Linked DNA regions of Homo sapiens: all the other regions are linked to region 1. The links are chromatin loops, found by intact Hi-C in ENCODE. Cell type or tissue: gastrocnemius medialis. All regions are shown on one strand. Each heading gives the region's core, and the rest is flanking DNA. Links, peaks and the distances in the headings are about the cores only.

Region 1 (5,423 bases), core at 156-5,155:
CTCTCTGGGAGCTATTCTCAGACCTGCTGGGTGTTTGAGTCTCTGACATCCTGAGGATCTGGCTTCCAGTGAGATCTCCCCTCTGTGTGACAAGTCCCCTAAGACTGACTTTCAGACTAAGGCCTCATCACTCCCTCTGTCCAAGGGGGCCCAAACCAGCCCCTGGAGAGGAGGAGAGTGCAGGGCTGGGGAGAGATTCTGGGTACAGGGGCATGATTTGGGGCTGTGCTGAAGTCCTTTCCTGTGGAATGTAATTGTTGCTCAGGGGACCAGCAGGGCTGCTGTGGGACACCCTCTTCTGATGTTTTAATTTCAACTTATTTCCTGGGGTGCTGAAGCTACTTTTGAGAGGAGCTGATTGGGACCTATGAATGGCCCAGGAGCACCTGGTGGTGACCAGCTCTGGGCTCTGCTTTCTTTTCCTGTTTTGTTCTTGCCCATCCAGAAGTTCTTGACTTCTTGCCTTGAAGGTTTGTCTCCTGAACGCTATGGCACTTGATCACCTTCTAATGTACCATATGCTTTACCTGTTTACTTTGTCTATTGTTCATGGTCTGTTTCCATGCCCATGCCCCCAACCCCACCTCCTGCCCCCACATGAAAGCTACTCCAGGGCAGAGAGACTGTCTGATTTGTTCACTGCTGTAGTTTAGGTAAGATCTCTATGGATATTGTTAAAAGGACACATGAATAAATGAATCACATTTCCTTCCCACATATCTTCAGACTTCTGGCAGAATTACCTCTGGGAGGTAATTCTCTACTCTTTGTTTTTTGGTTTTGGGCTTCCTTTTGCATGGCGTTAGAGTTCGTGGGTCCGAAAAAGGATGTTTAATATCTGCTGAAGGACTAAAAACTATTTATTAAAGATGGGATTCATATTCTTGTTGAAATGTTGCCTTTCCAGGAGCATCGGTGCGTGTGCCTTTCCATGACGCCCCCGGAATGTTCACATCCTTAGCTTTCTGGCTTCACCAGGGACCCTCCCTGATTTCCCACGGCTCCACCCTCACCTTCCTTAGATTTCTGCAGTTTTAAAGTCTACTCTCCCATCTCAGTAATGAAGAAATAAACAATGGTTCTGTGTGTGACCCCTGATTTTAATTGGATTTCAGAGCAATTTTGAATGAATGAATGAAGTTTCTGGGCTCTGAGAATATGCTCTTCAAATAATGAGCTGAAACGATTACATTAATTTCCTAAGGATCTATTCCTTCCTCTGCTCAGATTATTTGCAGACACTGGTCAATGCTGCATATAAATTGAGGTCTCAAAAGGCTAACTTAACAATTAATCGGAAGCATCTCCAAGCCCCTAAAAATTGAAATAGCTCCACAAATGGAAGAGGAAATCTACCTTCAGAGACCTCTTGTTATTAAAGATGTGCACTTTGGATACATCAAGGGATTCTGGGGTGAACTCTGTTTATCAGGGTCCAGGGGGCGAGGAGTGTTCATACATCAAAGACATAATTCTAAGCATTTTGTCATATCAGCTTTTCTCTTTGTTCTTGCAATGCAGAGTCTTGGAGGCAAGTCATCTTTGTCACTCAAGAAGTGCAGGAGGTTTGATTGAGAAATATGCCTGAGTGTGACCCCCCAGGGTCACTTGTCTTCATTCTTCCCTTCTCACTGTGCCCCCGTTGGGCTCCCATAAGACCCTTGGCATCTGATCCTCCTGCCTTTTGTGTTCCTCCTCCTTGCACCGCTACGTTCCTGGCAACTGAATTTCCGACCAGTCTCCTTTTCTCTGGTATCTCACTCCTTGTCCTTTCTGAGCATGTTGCCTGGGGTCATAATTATCCTGCTCAAGAATCCTTAGTGACTCCCTAATAAACCCATGGGATGAAGTAGGAGCTCCTCCCTGCTGGCTTCTGGGCCCTGTTGGATCCAGTCCTGCGCCTCCTCCACAGTGCCCTCTTCCCTGTCCCCACATGTGCTCAACTCTCCACTTGAGCTGGAGTCTTCATAGCACCTCTCACCCCTGAGCACACACACTGCCAATTCCTGCCTCTGGACTCTTGTTCCCACTGTTTCTAGAGTGGCCCATGTTACTTATTGTCCCAATCAGGATTATTCTGGTAAGGAAAAGGGACACTGTTAATAATTAATGCTGGAACAGTGGGTGTAAATTGAATTGTCCCAGCAAGCCAGGACATGTGGTCACTGGGGCTGCGTCCTACCCCTGTTTGCTTTCACTTTTCATCTTCATTCTCCCTCCTGCTAAATTCAGCTTCTGTCTCTTTCATCCTTGATGGCTCATTTCCAGGGAGGGTCTGTCTTTAGCTCAGGCTGATCAAGAACCAGATGAGAAGGAAAACTTGACCTTTTGCTGAAGGCATGATGTTAGCATGAAACCCTCAAGAAATTCTGTGACTAATCAGAAGAATATTATTTTTTCTAAAGAAAGGGTCTTCTTCCTTTAATCAGTATTTTTACAATTTAATAATTTCTTTCTTTCCTTACCTCCTTGTGGACTTTTCAAAGCTTGGCAACAGCCTATGAGATAGTTTGTATTAAGCTTTTAAAGGGATACATTATAACAAGTTTTCAGAAAATGTATAGTTTTCAAACACAATCAATGTTTTCTTGTATAACTTCCCTTCAAATCCGAAACATCTCCTATTACCACCCTTTTCTGAAAATAGCAGCTTATTTATTAGAATACACTATCAATAACATACATTGCATTGTTTTCTAATAGTTTAATGTATCTTTTTTCCCTCCAACAAGTTGAGAAGTCCCCAGGGAGAGGATATAAGATATTACATGTCTTGGTTCTTCCTTGGTCCCTAGCTCAGGGCTGGCCACAAACAGTTGGTTTCTGCTCTTCAGTTGCCTGCAAGAGTAAGTGAAACATGAAGCCTAAATTCCAACACTTACGAAAGCTAAAGCTGCACTTGACTCCGGGTTTGGCGAATGTTGCAGAGTTGGGAGCCTGTCACATTGTTCTTCCTGTAAAGTAACTATTTTCTCTCTGTTGTACAGAGGATAGCAAACACTGCAATGTATAAATCACAGACATGAAATTGAAAGACCATGTACATGATCCACAGAGAAAAATATACATAAGTGGAGTAGGGAATAAGGAGGTTATGCGGGTACCAGACAAGCCTCTGGTTTCAAGGGTGCTTCCCTCCCAAAGGGAAGAAAAACAATGTTGTAACCAGGAAGAATGTGCCCTCACAGCTGATGGCACTATAATAGCATAAACAATGACAAGTTCCATAAACGTCACAAATGTGGGAATTTGCCTTGAAGTTCCTTCTGGGATCTAATTTAAAGGCACATCTTGTTGAAACGGAGGTCATGAGGGAAGCAGAAATAAGTGGAGAGAAATGCAGCGTGACAGCTGGACCCTCCCAGCCGGCCCGGGGAAGCTGTGCTGCTCTGTGGGGAAGGACTTCTGGGGGAGGAGGCATGGGTGGAAAGGGGCCCTGGAGGACACAGGCCTCTGCGACTGCAACCCCTCAGGCCTGCTGACACGAGGCACTGCAGAACCTGCGCCGTGCCGTGCTGGGAAGAGGATTTGGAGCAAGAAGACCCAAGTTTGAGTCTTCCTTCTGCCGTTTTCTATAGTTGTGTGACCTTGAGCAAGTCAGTGTACCTATGAGCGGCCACCTCCTCATGTGAAAAATGGAGCTGAAACTAATGCCCGATGGGGCTGCTGTGAGGACTAAACGCAGCAGCCCCATCTCCAAGGGCAGGGAGGGTGGCTGCCACACTGTCATTTGATTAACAAGGAGGTGCTGGCCAGGAGCAGTTGATGTGGAGGTCCCTCAGCCTGAATATTCTTTATGTGCAAGGCTTCATTCAGGATTTTAGTTTTTGAAAAACAGACTATTCCTTTTCTTCTTTAAAATCAGAATTGGAAATTTGAATGTGGAAACAGGAGGTCTCATCTGGAACAATGCGTGGGCAGCCCGGTTTCATCTTGATCTGTGGATGTATTGTGAATTTCTCGGGTCACCTAAACCTGCCTGCGCCTCCAACGGTGCTATGAGTTTAGCAAGTGAAGAGCACACAAACAGATGCTTAAATTATAGCCTACAGTTCAGTGCACCCCTCAGGCTGAGTGTCGTTGCACAGAGAGGGTGAAGAGCCTTGTGCGGGTTCCAGGAGGTCAGAGAGGCTCCTGAGAGCTCAGCAATGACACCTCCATGCTTCTCAGCCACTGAGCAGAGTGGAGGAGCAGGGTGTGAGCAGGGAGCAGACAGAGGCTTGGTGGTCCGGGCATTCCTGAAACCTGCATCTAAAAACTCAGAAGGGAAGGCTTCCTCCCAAGGGCCCTGCACCCAAAAGCTGTTCCTGTCCCTTGCCCAGGCTGGGAGAGACAGAGGGCATGCCTGTTTATTTTCAAAGTGAAGTTGACTTCACTTTCTTGTTCTAGGTGGTTCTTATTTTAGCTGAACCTTGTGCAGTCTCTCTCCAGGGTTGGAGGGAAGTGTTTCATGTGTACGCAAGGCAGGGAAACAGCAGGTTCCGACCCAGCATTGAGAAAGGATTGGGGAAGCTATGTGTGTGGGCGGTGGGCATGTGGGTGGACGGCTGGGCAGATCTCCTTCGTTCTAGAAATTCTGCTGATCTTCCTGGAAATTGTGTGTGTGTGCATGCGTACGTGTGTGTGTGTGTACATATATATATATATAGTATCTTCTAAAACATCTTCTCCTGGACTTTGTTGGAAGAGAAGGGCTGGGTGGGGGGCTTTAAGCTGAGTCCTTGTCTGAGATGAGTGAGGTTCTTTTGTGCTCAGAACTGTGGTACAATTCATCCTCAAAAAGGAATCTGAATTGAAAGGGGATTTGGTGTGAGGCAGGGGAAGGTGTAGGGGTGCATAGATCTGTTCATTAGGGCAGATTAAAGTCAAGCCTCCCCTGAAATTGGTGGAAAGTGCTTGCAGCCCTCTGTGGTTTGGAAGATTATGCAGCTATCACAATGCACTTCGTGAGTAGGCTGTGGGGGCTGGATTTAATTTTATGTCCGCCGGGAGATTCTGGCAGTGTGTTTCTGTGGTGGGGAATCATTATTTACAATGAAACACTTACACAGAAGTAGTAAAGTTAATGGAGGTTTCAGTGGAATTAGCCTTGTTAAGTTCCCCAGTGACACAGCCGGCTCCCCTCTCCAGTAGCTGGATCCAGCAAGGAGGCAGCACACAGAGCTAGTGGAGTTTAGGATGTGGATGAAATTGGGAGTGACCCAAAGCAGCAAGACCCAGGCCTTCAGTACTGGCCTGCAGCTGGGCTCTGTGATGGGGCTGCTTCTCTGGCCAACAGCCCCTGCATGGCCATGCTGTGTGTTCCCAGTCCTGGCAGCTCCTTGCAGAGTAAATGCTGTTAATCCACGGCCCATTGTTGACTCTTGCTGCTGCTATCAGAATTTCTGGGACCTGGAGCATGCTGAGGGCTGTGATGAGGTAAG
Region 2 (5,423 bases), core at 349-5,348, 130 kb before region 1:
ATTTTTTTTTCTTCCAAGAAAACTGCTTTGGATATTTTTAGATAATTTAAACATAATTTAGGATAATGATATTGCTCAATCTGACCACAATTTTAGGTAAAACATTAAATGTGTCAAGAAATCTTGGCAACAGAGACTCTGCAGCTTGCAGTGGACATAGATAAAATGTTACAGAGATACTATTTTTTTGGTTGGAATTACTATATTAAATTTAGAAGCAGAAACTGGTAAAATGTTAAATACATGTACAATTGCTTTTAGTTAGCAATTGATTGTAGCATGGGTTCCTCCAAGGTTTCAAGCAATGGGCAGAGTTTAAAATTATATCAGATTCGTTTACTTCGTTTATTATTTTACAGTAAATTTGAATAAATCTTAGGGGTCATTATCACTTAAATAATACTGTACCTAGGTCTTTCAAATTAAAATTATACCTGAATGAAGTTGTTTGTATACATAAAGGATATTTGTGTACAATTACCTTTTTTCCCCCACACTTGTTTTCTTTGTTTTTGTTTTTTATGGCAACTGGAAAGTATTTACTATGGGATTCATTTATGTCTGTCTTTCTATCATAAAGAATTGATCAATATGTAAATATGTGATTTGAACCATGGTTGACTTACAAGTGTCACTACAGCTTTTTAGAAAACATAGCCCTAATATATGTTAAGCAGGACCCGGGTGAGCCAGTGGGCTTGCGCTTTATGTAGAGCTGGAAGAAGGCCGTCCATCCTGTCTCTTGGGCGGACAGTGTACTTTCCTAATAGGGAAGGGAAGCACAATGGAAATACCCCTGAACCGTTTTATTGCAGTAATTTTTTTCATATCTGAAACTATTATTTAATATTTTGAATAAGATTTTAAAAAATAAATGGCAAAGATATAAATCTATGATTTCACGAGTGTGTTTCTGTGTTTCATTTCAGTGATGACATTTAGGTGGTGACGGGGAGTAGTGTATGTCTGGGAGCAATCTAACCTGATTCACTTGCAGGTGTCCCTCTCAGCAGTGCAACTCTGCCTCTATGAATTCCACTTACATTGCTAAATTCTTCTTTAGGTCCAACTTACTGCGAGGTACTGAAGTTTATTGAAAACTGTAGCAAAGTAGGATGGCAAAGAAAAGCAAAGTGGCTAAATCAGTGTGCTCTTTCTAGCATCCTGGGGTCACTATCTGGGATGGAAGGCTCCCCGAGTGTGGAGGCTCATCCCCCTTAGTGGATTGGGGGATTCTTGGGTACTTCCTGGTGGTCCAGCCACCTAGGTCACAGTGCTGCAATTAAGTAGCCTCAGACTTTTGGAGCATCAGATCATACATTGATTAAAAATGCCCCTGGAGTCTCACAGAGGCACTTGAGCACTAGGAACTAGTGCTAGGGACTAGGCACGCAGGGGCCACAGTTGAGCCTCACAACCTCATGCCACCTCCTCCTGTGTGGTGTTATCTGCTCCTTTCTCCTAGACTAGACTCACTTTCTGGTCAGACCTGAAGCTCTGCACCCGATTTTGGTACTAATGGTATAATAGATTACCTTTTAGCTCCCGTTTCTGTGTCTTAGCTGAAAAGGAATGTGTTGGAACTTGTGGGGCAGACAGAAACAGACATTTAGAATTTGGGCAGTCAGGCAGGCATGTTATATTAGTCTGTTCTCACATTGCTATAGAAATACCCGAGACTGGATAATTTATAAAGAAAAGAAGTTTAATTGGCTCACTGTTTTGCAGGCTGTGGAGGGAGCATGATGCTGGCATCTGCTCAGCTTCTGGGGAGGTTTCAGGAAGCTTACCATCATTGTGAAAGACGAAAGGGGAGCAGTTGTCTCACATGACAGGAACAGGAGCAAGAGAGAGTAAGGGGGAATGTACTACACAGTTTCTTTTTTTTTTTTTTTTTTTTTTTTTTTTGAGACAGTCTCGCTCTTTCACCAAGGCTGTAGTGCAGTGGTGCAGTCTTGGCTCATTGCAGCCTCCACCTCCTGAGTTCAAGTGATTCTCCTGACTCATCCTCCTGAGTAGCTGGGACTACAGGCACCTGCCACCACTCCCAGCTAATTTTTGTATTTTGTATTTTATTTTATTTTTTAGTAGAGGTGGGGTTTTACCATGTTGGCCAGGCTGGTCTTGAACTCATGACCTCAAATGATCCACCCGCCTCGGCCTCCCAAAGTGTTGGGATTACAGGCATGAGCCACTGTGCCTGGCCTTACTATACACTTTTAAATCACCAGATCTCATGAGAACTCATTATCATGAGAACAGCACCAAGGGAGATGGTGTTAAACCATGAGAAAACCACCCCCATGATCCAGTCATCTCCCACCAGGCCCCACCTCCAACACTGGGGACTTCAATTCGACGTGAAGTTTGGGCAGGACACAGGTCTAAACCATACCACATACCTTGACTGGGCTTTCTTGATTTTAAATGTGATCTCCTGAGCGTGAGTGCAAGCTCTTGCGGAATGTGTGGTTTGCCCCACCGAGTGAGTTGCTTGAGAACAGGAACTGGCTCTTACTGCTCTCCAGCCCCAAGCTCATTACCTGGCACCTGCTAGGCCCCTTTAAATTGTTATTCAATGAAGTATTTGAGAAATTAGATGAGGAGAAAACCAAGACAACTCAGGCTCTGCACAAGATCACATAGTCTGCATAGAGTCCAATACTACTAACGTCCTGGGTACACAGATGAATGCGGGATCAGAGCCGAGTACAGCGTGTCAGTCCTTATGTGCACATCCACAATTCTACGGGAAGCTAAAGCCCACAATAGTTGTATGAGATATCACCCCTTCCTCCAAATCCCAGGTTCTCATCAGAGCAGGTGCTGCCTGTTGAAGGTGAAGGAGATCACTGCCGGCACTGCTGCCGATGTTCCAGTTCTCCCCCATCCTGTGTGTGGGGTGGGGTGAGCAGGGCTGGCTTTGCCCTTTGGCCTTCTTTCAGCCTGGTTTGCTGGTGCAGCAGTTTGCCTCCCTTCTGGGTTCAGTGTGAAGCAGTTCATCCTTCCCAGCTGAAGTTCAAAAGGTTAAAAGTCTTTCGAGGACCAAATGTCTTCCAAGGGAACAGAAAAGAAGGCTGTCCTGAGGTTGTCAGTCTGGCCTGACTCAGCACAGCTTGAGCCAGGATATTTGGGGTGGTTCTCTTCAATTAGCTGGATTCTGTTTTCATTTCGACGTTAGGAGCGGAAGTTGCTGGGACAGATTCTGGAAATGGAGCCAGGGCTATTTCTGTGTAAGTACCACATGCTAACCAATTGCACCACTGGAGCTCAGAGCTGGAGCTGTTTCTGACTCACATCTCAGTAGCCGTCTGTGGTAATGGCCTGCTGTCTAGGCTGTTTAAGTGGCTCAAGGGAGCCTGATTTTGGACCAGTAAGCAGCAGCTTCTACCCCATGAGGTCTAAGCCCACCTCTCTTCTAACTCCATCCTAAAGAGTCCCAGACCCATCTGTACTAGCTGGTACCAGTGGGCACCATAGGGGCAGAAACAGCATCTGGCTTGAACCACTCTGTCATCCCAGCACGCAGCACAGGGCCTGAGTAAAAGGAATCCAGGTGTTTTGCTTTTAATGCAGTGCCTATGCCATGAGGGATTTTTTTTTTTTTTGAGATGGAGTTTAGCTCTTGTTGCCCAGGCTGGAATGCAGTGGCACGATCTCGGCTCACCACAACCTCCGCCTCCCGGGTTCAAGTAATTCCTCTGCCTCAGCCTCCCAAGTAGCTGAGATTATAGGCATGCACCACAATGCCTGGCTAATTTTGTATTTTTAGTAGAGATGGGGTTTCTCCATGTTGGTCAGGCCGGTCTCAAACTCTCGACCTCAGATGATCTGCCCGCCTCAGCCTCTCAAAGTGCTGGGATTACAGGCGTGAGCCACTGCGTCTGGCCGAGGGGTTTTTTAATCTAATGAGGCTCTAGATTAAAAAAACCCTACTCCTTACTTAGGAAGCCTTTCTCCACCTATCCTAACAGTTCCACTCTGAAACCCTATGCCTCTTTCTCTCACAACCTCAAAACTGCCTCATTTCTCTGCTGGGAAACCCAGAGATGCCATGTTCTGGGGATCCTTGACTTCCTGGATGCCTTTCTTCTCATAGGGCCCTTTGTGCTTCTCTCCCCTTGGCATGTGGATTGGACAGCACTCCCACCTGAGGAGGCCATGCTTTGCAGTGGGCCCTGCCAGAGCTAGGATGGGCCATGAAATCATACAGGCCTGGGTTGGAATCCCTCTCTGGGCCTAACCCCTAGGCTGAGCGTCCTCCCCAGGCCATTTTTCCTGACTGTTCCTTGGAAATGAGGAAGGGTCAAGGGTCTTGAGGGCTAACTCGAATGTCCTGCACCTTGCTGGGACTGAGGTCATCCTGGCCCATGTGGCACCTACCTGGTCTTCTAGGAAGACAGACCTAGGGAGAAATGGAGGGAAAGAAGGGTATGGGTTGAGGCCAGGGCTGGATGACCATAGTCTGAGCATGCTGTGCCTGTTGCAGTCTCCTACCTTATAAAATGAGTGATTGATTAGCTCGCTAGTCTGTTAGGAAGAGTAAATGGATTGATGTTTGTGGAAGGATTTTGTGCATAAGAAGGAGTTTTCACCATGTCACTGACCACAGAAGAGCCAGCTTGAGCCTCGAGTCCACCAAGGAGGGATAGCCCACAGTCCTGAGGCTGCCTTCCCTAGTCCCCTTGGGACTACCTTGAGGCACACAGCTGGTCAGAGCTGGGTTTCTCCTGAACCATCCAGGCATGCATGGTCCTATTAGGGAATAGGTGGGTCTCCTTTGGAGCCTCTCAACCCCATTCCCTGTTCTCCAGCCTCATCCTTTCCCAATAAAGAGGCCAAGGGGCCCTTCCCATCATTCCCTGGACTGTTCCCAAGAATAGACAGCAGAGAGGCAAGGGGACCGAGGACCCCAGAGAGGTGGCTACTTTTAGGCTACACGGTATGTATGCCTCAGCCTCGCCTCAGGGAGCATGGATGGAGGCAGGGCTTGGGCCGTGGAGGGTCACTCTCAGGGGTCCACACTCTACTATGACCATGGCACTGCATTAAAAGGAAAACACCTGGACTTCTTCTACTCAGGCCCTGTGCTGCGTGCTGGGAAGACAGAGTGGTTCAAGGCAAATGCTGTCTCTGCCCTTGTGGTGCCCACTGTCAGGTAGAGAAGAAAAAGAATCATAGTGAAGTGTGATGAATGCTATAGGCTGAAAACTGCATTTTACTTTTTTTTCCTTATAAAGGTAATTTAGACATTCTGATAACAGCTAACACAGGGCTTACTACGGATTGAGTATTTGCCATTTCTGTGTGTGCAACCAACCCAATAAGGCAGTTACTATTATTATCCTCATTTTACAGATAAGGAGCCAGGAGCATGGAAAGTTTAAGCAAGTTGCGCAAGGTCATGGAGCTGATGAGAGAGA
Region 3 (5,423 bases), core at 349-5,348, 170 kb before region 1:
GGGAAGAGAGCAAGACACAGATGAGAAAGCCAGCATCCAGTATGTTTACAGTGAGGCATTGGATAGGGATATGTTTTAGTGAACCAGCAAGTTCACTTGCGTGCTGCTGGTACCAACTACATGGTTGTGTTGTGGAACCCCACAGCCCCAAAAGAGCTTGGCCGTGTCGGAGCTCCTAGAGGCCCCAGGAGGGGTCCGGTCTGCTCTTCTGAGCTCTGCTCTCTGAGTGCCTTGTCCTTGGGTGGTAATCTCTTTAGTGGCCTTGTACTTCAGGCTGATGTTTGCTGTGGGTGGGGTGTTTTTTGACAGGTGGCTGTGCTTGTTGGATTTTGGGGATTAGCGATGAGAGAGGGCATTTGGGGAACATTTAATGGATGAGTGCTCTGCCTTTATCCTGAGCGGGGACCAGTCCAGATGTGAAGGCTGCTGTGTCTGGGAGGCGTCTCTTCTGTGGGGTCAGGGGAGAGTCGTGGGGAAGGCTCTGGCTCCTAAGGTCCAGGGAGGTCTTAGGTGACCCACAGATATTACCACTGGACTGCTTCTCCTTCTGCTTCCCCAGCCCCCACCCCGGCTGAGTTTGTGGCCCCCCTGGGAGGCATAGCACTGAAGAGGGGTACTTGGTTCACTGATGGTTTGTTAACCCTGTCGGGTGGAGAATGTTCTGGGCCCGTTACTGTTATGTTCTGTGTCTGCCTGGGGTTACATTGCCTCAGCTTTCAATCCAGAGTTGTTCTCCTAGGAAGGTGTCAGGTAAAGGGTATTTCTTGAGGTTCTGGTGGGTGGTTTCCTGGTCTATCCCGGGGGGATGCACCTACAGGGTTAGTTTGGGAGGGAGGAACAAGTGGGGAGAGGGGAGCCCCCAGACTGGAAAGAGCCAGTGGCGGGCAGTGTAAAATGGATCTTCCCCCCTCATCTCTCTACCCTGATACTAATGTGGGCTGACCTGTCCATGGTTTCAGCCTGATCATGTGCAAGAAATAACACAGCAGCGACAAAAATAGGACAGAGTAAACAGCTCGCTGCTCTTCTGTCTGTGCTCTGACACAAAAGTGAGCTGGGATAAAATTAACAAAGCATCTGGAAAAAGTAAAGTAGGACCTGGATCACAACTTCACAATTTAAAATTGTAGAAGTTTATACTGTTTCTTTTACAACATACTCAGTGAGTCTGTGGCCTCCTGCAATGCCTTTGAAGTTAAAGCTTTGGCCAAGAATGCAACTTCCATTGATGATATGGAAGCATATCATGTCATATGACATGCCAGGAGCATGTCATATATGTGTTTATTTGTGTGAATATATATACATGTAACTTCAGATGGTATATATGCAGATGAATTTTGATAATTTAGGTATACTGTATTTTAAAACGAATGGAATGGTCCTTCTGGTTGAGACTAATGATTCTGGGGATGGAGAAGGTGCAGGAGATGAGGCTTTCTCATGCATGACCCCCTCTCCTCCTGGGCAGAGCACACCATGTACAGTCCCAGATTAGGATATTAATCCTGTGTACACAGCATATACAGCATGCCAAAGCAAAGCCTTCCAGGAATGCAGTGTGGTCCTTAGGGCAAAGACTATTTGAGTTACTCTCCTTCCTTGAACACCGAGGTGCTTAATAAATGTTTGTTGATTGACTTAGTGATATGCAGCAATCCCAAGTAGTCCTTTGATGGTTGGTTTTAAAAATAAAGTTACACTGGAGCTCAATAAATATTTGTTTAATGTATTTGGAGGATGTATTTGGGTTTTTTCCATGTGAAGAGCTGCCAAACTGGTTTGGTTTTACTGTATTCTCTATGAGAAATATGAAGTGGGTTCCCATAAAGTCCAAAAGTTTTGTGAAAAGTTGGGCCCATCCTGGCATATAGTAGGTACTCCATAAATATTTGTTGAATGAATGAAATCAGAGCCACATGGAAAATGATGTTCCCATGAAAAGCTCTGATTTCTATTCGGTACATTTAATGTCCTAGTAGCTGACATTTTGTAAGATGATATGTTTTATTGGCAACAGTCCTACAATTCAGTAAAGTCACTGGCTCATGGGAATGTGTCTTTGACAGTTTATTCATTAAGCAAATATTTCCTGACTCCTACTCTGTTCTGGGCCTGGGCTCAGTCCTGGGGATGCTGAGGAGGAGAGGTCTAAATTGTTGATCATCTGTCAACAAAGACTCATTGAGTGTCTCAAGCTCTGGCCACAAAATGAAGGACAAGACAGCAAGGGCTTCTTGGCCCATCTGGGAGGATAAGCTACCTGGTAGTCTTAGTGCTAGGTGATTTTTATTGGTTGCTAATTACATCTAATAATTGTTATTGATGGAAAGCTAATTTCCCTAATTATCAATGCATTTATTCTGGTGATTCTTTTATCATAGCAGAAGATGGCTGTGCCACCCACGTATGCCGATCTTGGCAAATCTGCCAGGGATGTCTTCACCAAGGGCTATGGTGAGTGTTGCAGAGAGGGGGTGCCTTTCAGCTCACAGACTGAGTTGGCATGTTTGAGACTTTACCGATAACTGTTTAGGAGACCTGGGTAGGTCAGCTGTTCTGAACTTTCACGTGAGGGAAAAAAGAAGCTTTCATTTGTGTGGCAATTGTAGCAACTTTGGTTGTGCACCCAGTTGGACAGGCTCCTGCATTGGTGCTGTCAAGTGGGTATTCTTGTTTTCTTTTCCAAGTGTGGAGCAGCCCTGTGGAAGCTGCTGCAGTGGAGCGCGGCTTCTATATTTAGCCTGTGCTTAGGCACATGCCCACGAGGCCCAGTAACTGTGTCTTTGCCAGCTGTCAGGTGTCTTCTTATCAGACCCTGCTGGGAGTGCAGGTGGGACCCAGGTGGGGGTGCCCATTCTGTCTGCTGCTGTTCCATGGCAGCTGAGAGCTCCCCCCACGAGCAGCAGCAGAGACTGGGTGCCCTCAGCCCCTGTGGCAGGAGTGTGCTTCTTTTTAAAAAAGCATCCTGAAGCAACCATGAGGGAGGCAGAGGTGCTGTTCTCTAGTTATTTAACCTATTGACAGTTGTCTTCTTCTTTCTTTAGGATTTGGCTTAATAAAGCTTGATTTGAAAACAAAATCTGAGAATGGATTGGTAAGTTGTCCAACCCACATGGAACATGAGTATTTATTTATTTTTATTTTATTTTATTTATTTATTTTTGAGATGGAGTTTTGCTCTTGTCGCCCAGGCTGGAGTACAATGGCGTGATCTCAGCTCACCACAACCTCCACTTCTTGGGTTCAAGCGATTCTCCTACCTCAGCCTACCGAGTAGCTGGGATTACAGGCACCCGCCACCATGCTCGGCTAATTTTGTATTTTTAATAGAGACGGGGTTTTTCCATGTTGGTCAGGCTGGTCTTGAACTCCCGACTTCAGGTGATCCGCCCACCTTGGCCTCCCAAAGTGCTGGAATTATAGGCATGAGCCACTGCGCCTGGCTTATTTTTATTTTTAAAAAAGATTTTAGATTCAGGGTGTACATGTGCAGGTTTGTTACATGGATGTATTGTGTAATGGTGAGGTTTGGGCTTCTAGTGTACCCATTACCCAAATAGTGACCATTGTATGGAACGTGGGAATTTGTTGTAGATCAACAAATAACTGTCGTGACCTGGCCCGCAAAGCCAAAAGAAGGTACTTTTTTTTTTTTATTCTGGCAGTTTTTGTGGTTTTCACATTCATTCCATTTTCTGCATGATGGGTGGTCCAGGGGAACCATGCCAGTAGGCCCCCAGTTCAGCAGCGGGTAATAGAGGAGAATGGGTCAGGTCTCAGTTTTAGTTTTCCTTGTGCTTCTTATTTTCAAATTCACCTGCATTCAACCACATAAGTGTTTTTAAAGTAATCTTAGTAGTCCCTTTGAAATTATGTGTGCAGTAATTGTTGGAAGAAAGAAGTTTTGGGTTTGAATTACCGCTGTGTCAGCTTTAGCTCAGTGCTTTTTCTCTGTACTGCCCTGGAGCCAGGATGGAAGGGAGATGCTTTCCTGTCCAGACTGAAGAGTTACAGGGAGGAAGGAAGCTGTCTGCTGACAACAAATTCCCCATAAGATTTCTTTACATAGCAGGCTCCTTTACTCCCATCTGTACTTTAAATATCTATTTGAATTGTAGAGTTAGCCTTGGCCCCCCCACATTCAGGGTCTTGCCTCTTGCAGAAAGGCAAGTATAGTGTTTAGGAGTGAAGTGAAGCCAAGTGAGTGCTATGGTGCAGGCTGTGACTCTTCTCTCTCCTTTGAAGGAATTTACAAGCTCAGGCTCAGCCAACACTGAGACCACCAAAGTGACGGGCAGTCTGGAAACCAAGTACAGATGGACTGAGTACGGCCTGACGTTTACAGAGAAATGGAATACCGACAATACACTAGGCACCGAGATTACTGTGGAAGATCAGGTAATGGCTGCTGTGAAAAGATGTGGATTTATTAATTCGCATCTGCCAGCCTGCCTTGTGACTAAATCTAGTGGCAAATTTCTTTTCTGTTCAGCTTGCACGTGGACTGAAGCTGACCTTCGATTCATCCTTCTCACCTAACACTGGGTAAGAGTTTCATCTGTTTTCTCCACAAGGATGTTCTCTGATGTTGCAGGTGGTGGAAGCCCTTTGTGACAAAATGTTTTGGGGGCTGACAGCACCTAAAATATGGTCTCCGAGACCTGGCGATTTAAGTCCTCTGGTTTTGATTTGGTCCCAGGGGTCGTATCCACATCTATGCACTAACAGACTATGCTATAATGAGCACTTCCTAATTCAGGACTGGTGTTTACCCAACAAACGATTTCTAAGTGCCACCTGTGCTTGGCCCTGTGCCCATCTGGAGATCTAAGGGTGCCCAGGCCATGATTGTTACCCGCCAAGGAGCTCACTTTCTAATAGAGGATTCAGACCAGTGTTTAGCCGTGTTTTGTAATAAGATTCTGCATTTTGTTAGTGTTCTCCTAGTTTCTGCCATGGAGGTTGCAGGATTTCTGTTCAGTAATAGCCATTTCATGTGAGTTAGGCTGCTGGTGATGTAAGTGGCTATGACCAAACGGGAGTGGGTGACATTTGGAAGCAGGGCCTAACTGGTCACTGTTGCCAGCCTCATTTCTTCAGGCATGGAAGTCCTTCTCCCAGCTTCCTGCTGCTTAGGGACACTGAGACCCTGTGGGTGTAACTGCAAGGTGGCTCCTGAGGCTGCACTTTCCCCAGGCCTTCTGGCCACAGATGTAATAGGCTTGTTAGTTCTTGACCATCACTTGGCATGATAGCATGGTAGTCTGCCTCAATTCCTGGGTGCTTTTCAAAGTGCCTAGAAGGAATTATTCCCTTTTAGAATACACCCTTGTTTTTTTCCACTCATATTGGTGGGTCTTCCAAACCTGGGGAAGATGTTTTATATAGTGATGTTAGGGTCAAGGGCATGTACTGAATTT

Evidence for each region. A loop is a pair of places that touch in the nucleus more often than their neighbours do. Peaks named below come from ENCODE experiments on the same cell type or tissue, not always from the same donor. Only the 100,000 strongest peaks of a DNase experiment are listed, where the experiment ranks them.
Region 2: it touches region 1 in a loop (5-fold over the local background); 1 of 110 quality-filtered maps calls a loop at or near these places.
Region 3: it touches region 1 in a loop (3-fold over the local background); 1 of 110 quality-filtered maps calls a loop at or near these places.

The regions. Positions count from the first base shown.
Region 1 is chr5:133,818,157-133,823,579 of GRCh38, reverse strand. It overlaps a transcript of FSTL4 not described here. Among named protein-coding and RNA genes, the nearest start is that of WSPAR, 93 kb to the left of the region's middle. In gastrocnemius medialis, for the core only: no CTCF peak of the experiment used is centred there; a DNase peak (open chromatin) is centred at 2,879; H3K27ac peaks cover 3,240 bases.
Region 2 is chr5:133,950,981-133,956,403 of GRCh38, reverse strand. C5orf15 (chromosome 5 open reading frame 15) reads left to right here. Exons shown (of 3, transcript NM_020199.3): 3 at 1-894. LOC105379182 (a long non-coding RNA gene) reads left to right here and starts at 2,792. Exons shown (of 5, transcript XR_948797.3): 1 at 2,792-3,233; 2 at 5,359-5,423. In gastrocnemius medialis, for the core only: no CTCF peak of the experiment used is centred there; DNase peaks (open chromatin) are centred at 2,916 and 3,263; H3K4me3 peaks cover 336 bases; H3K27ac peaks cover 2,029 bases.
Region 3 is chr5:133,989,980-133,995,402 of GRCh38, reverse strand. It overlaps VDAC1 (voltage dependent anion channel 1), which reads left to right. Exons shown (of 9, transcript NM_003374.3): 2 at 2,385-2,457; 3 at 3,048-3,097; 4 at 4,249-4,401; 5 at 4,496-4,548. The coding sequence starts at 2,391. Among named protein-coding and RNA genes, the nearest start is that of VDAC1, 12 kb to the left of the region's middle. In gastrocnemius medialis, for the core only: no CTCF peak of the experiment used is centred there; a DNase peak (open chromatin) is centred at 2,782; H3K4me3 peaks cover 421 bases; H3K27ac peaks cover 5,000 bases.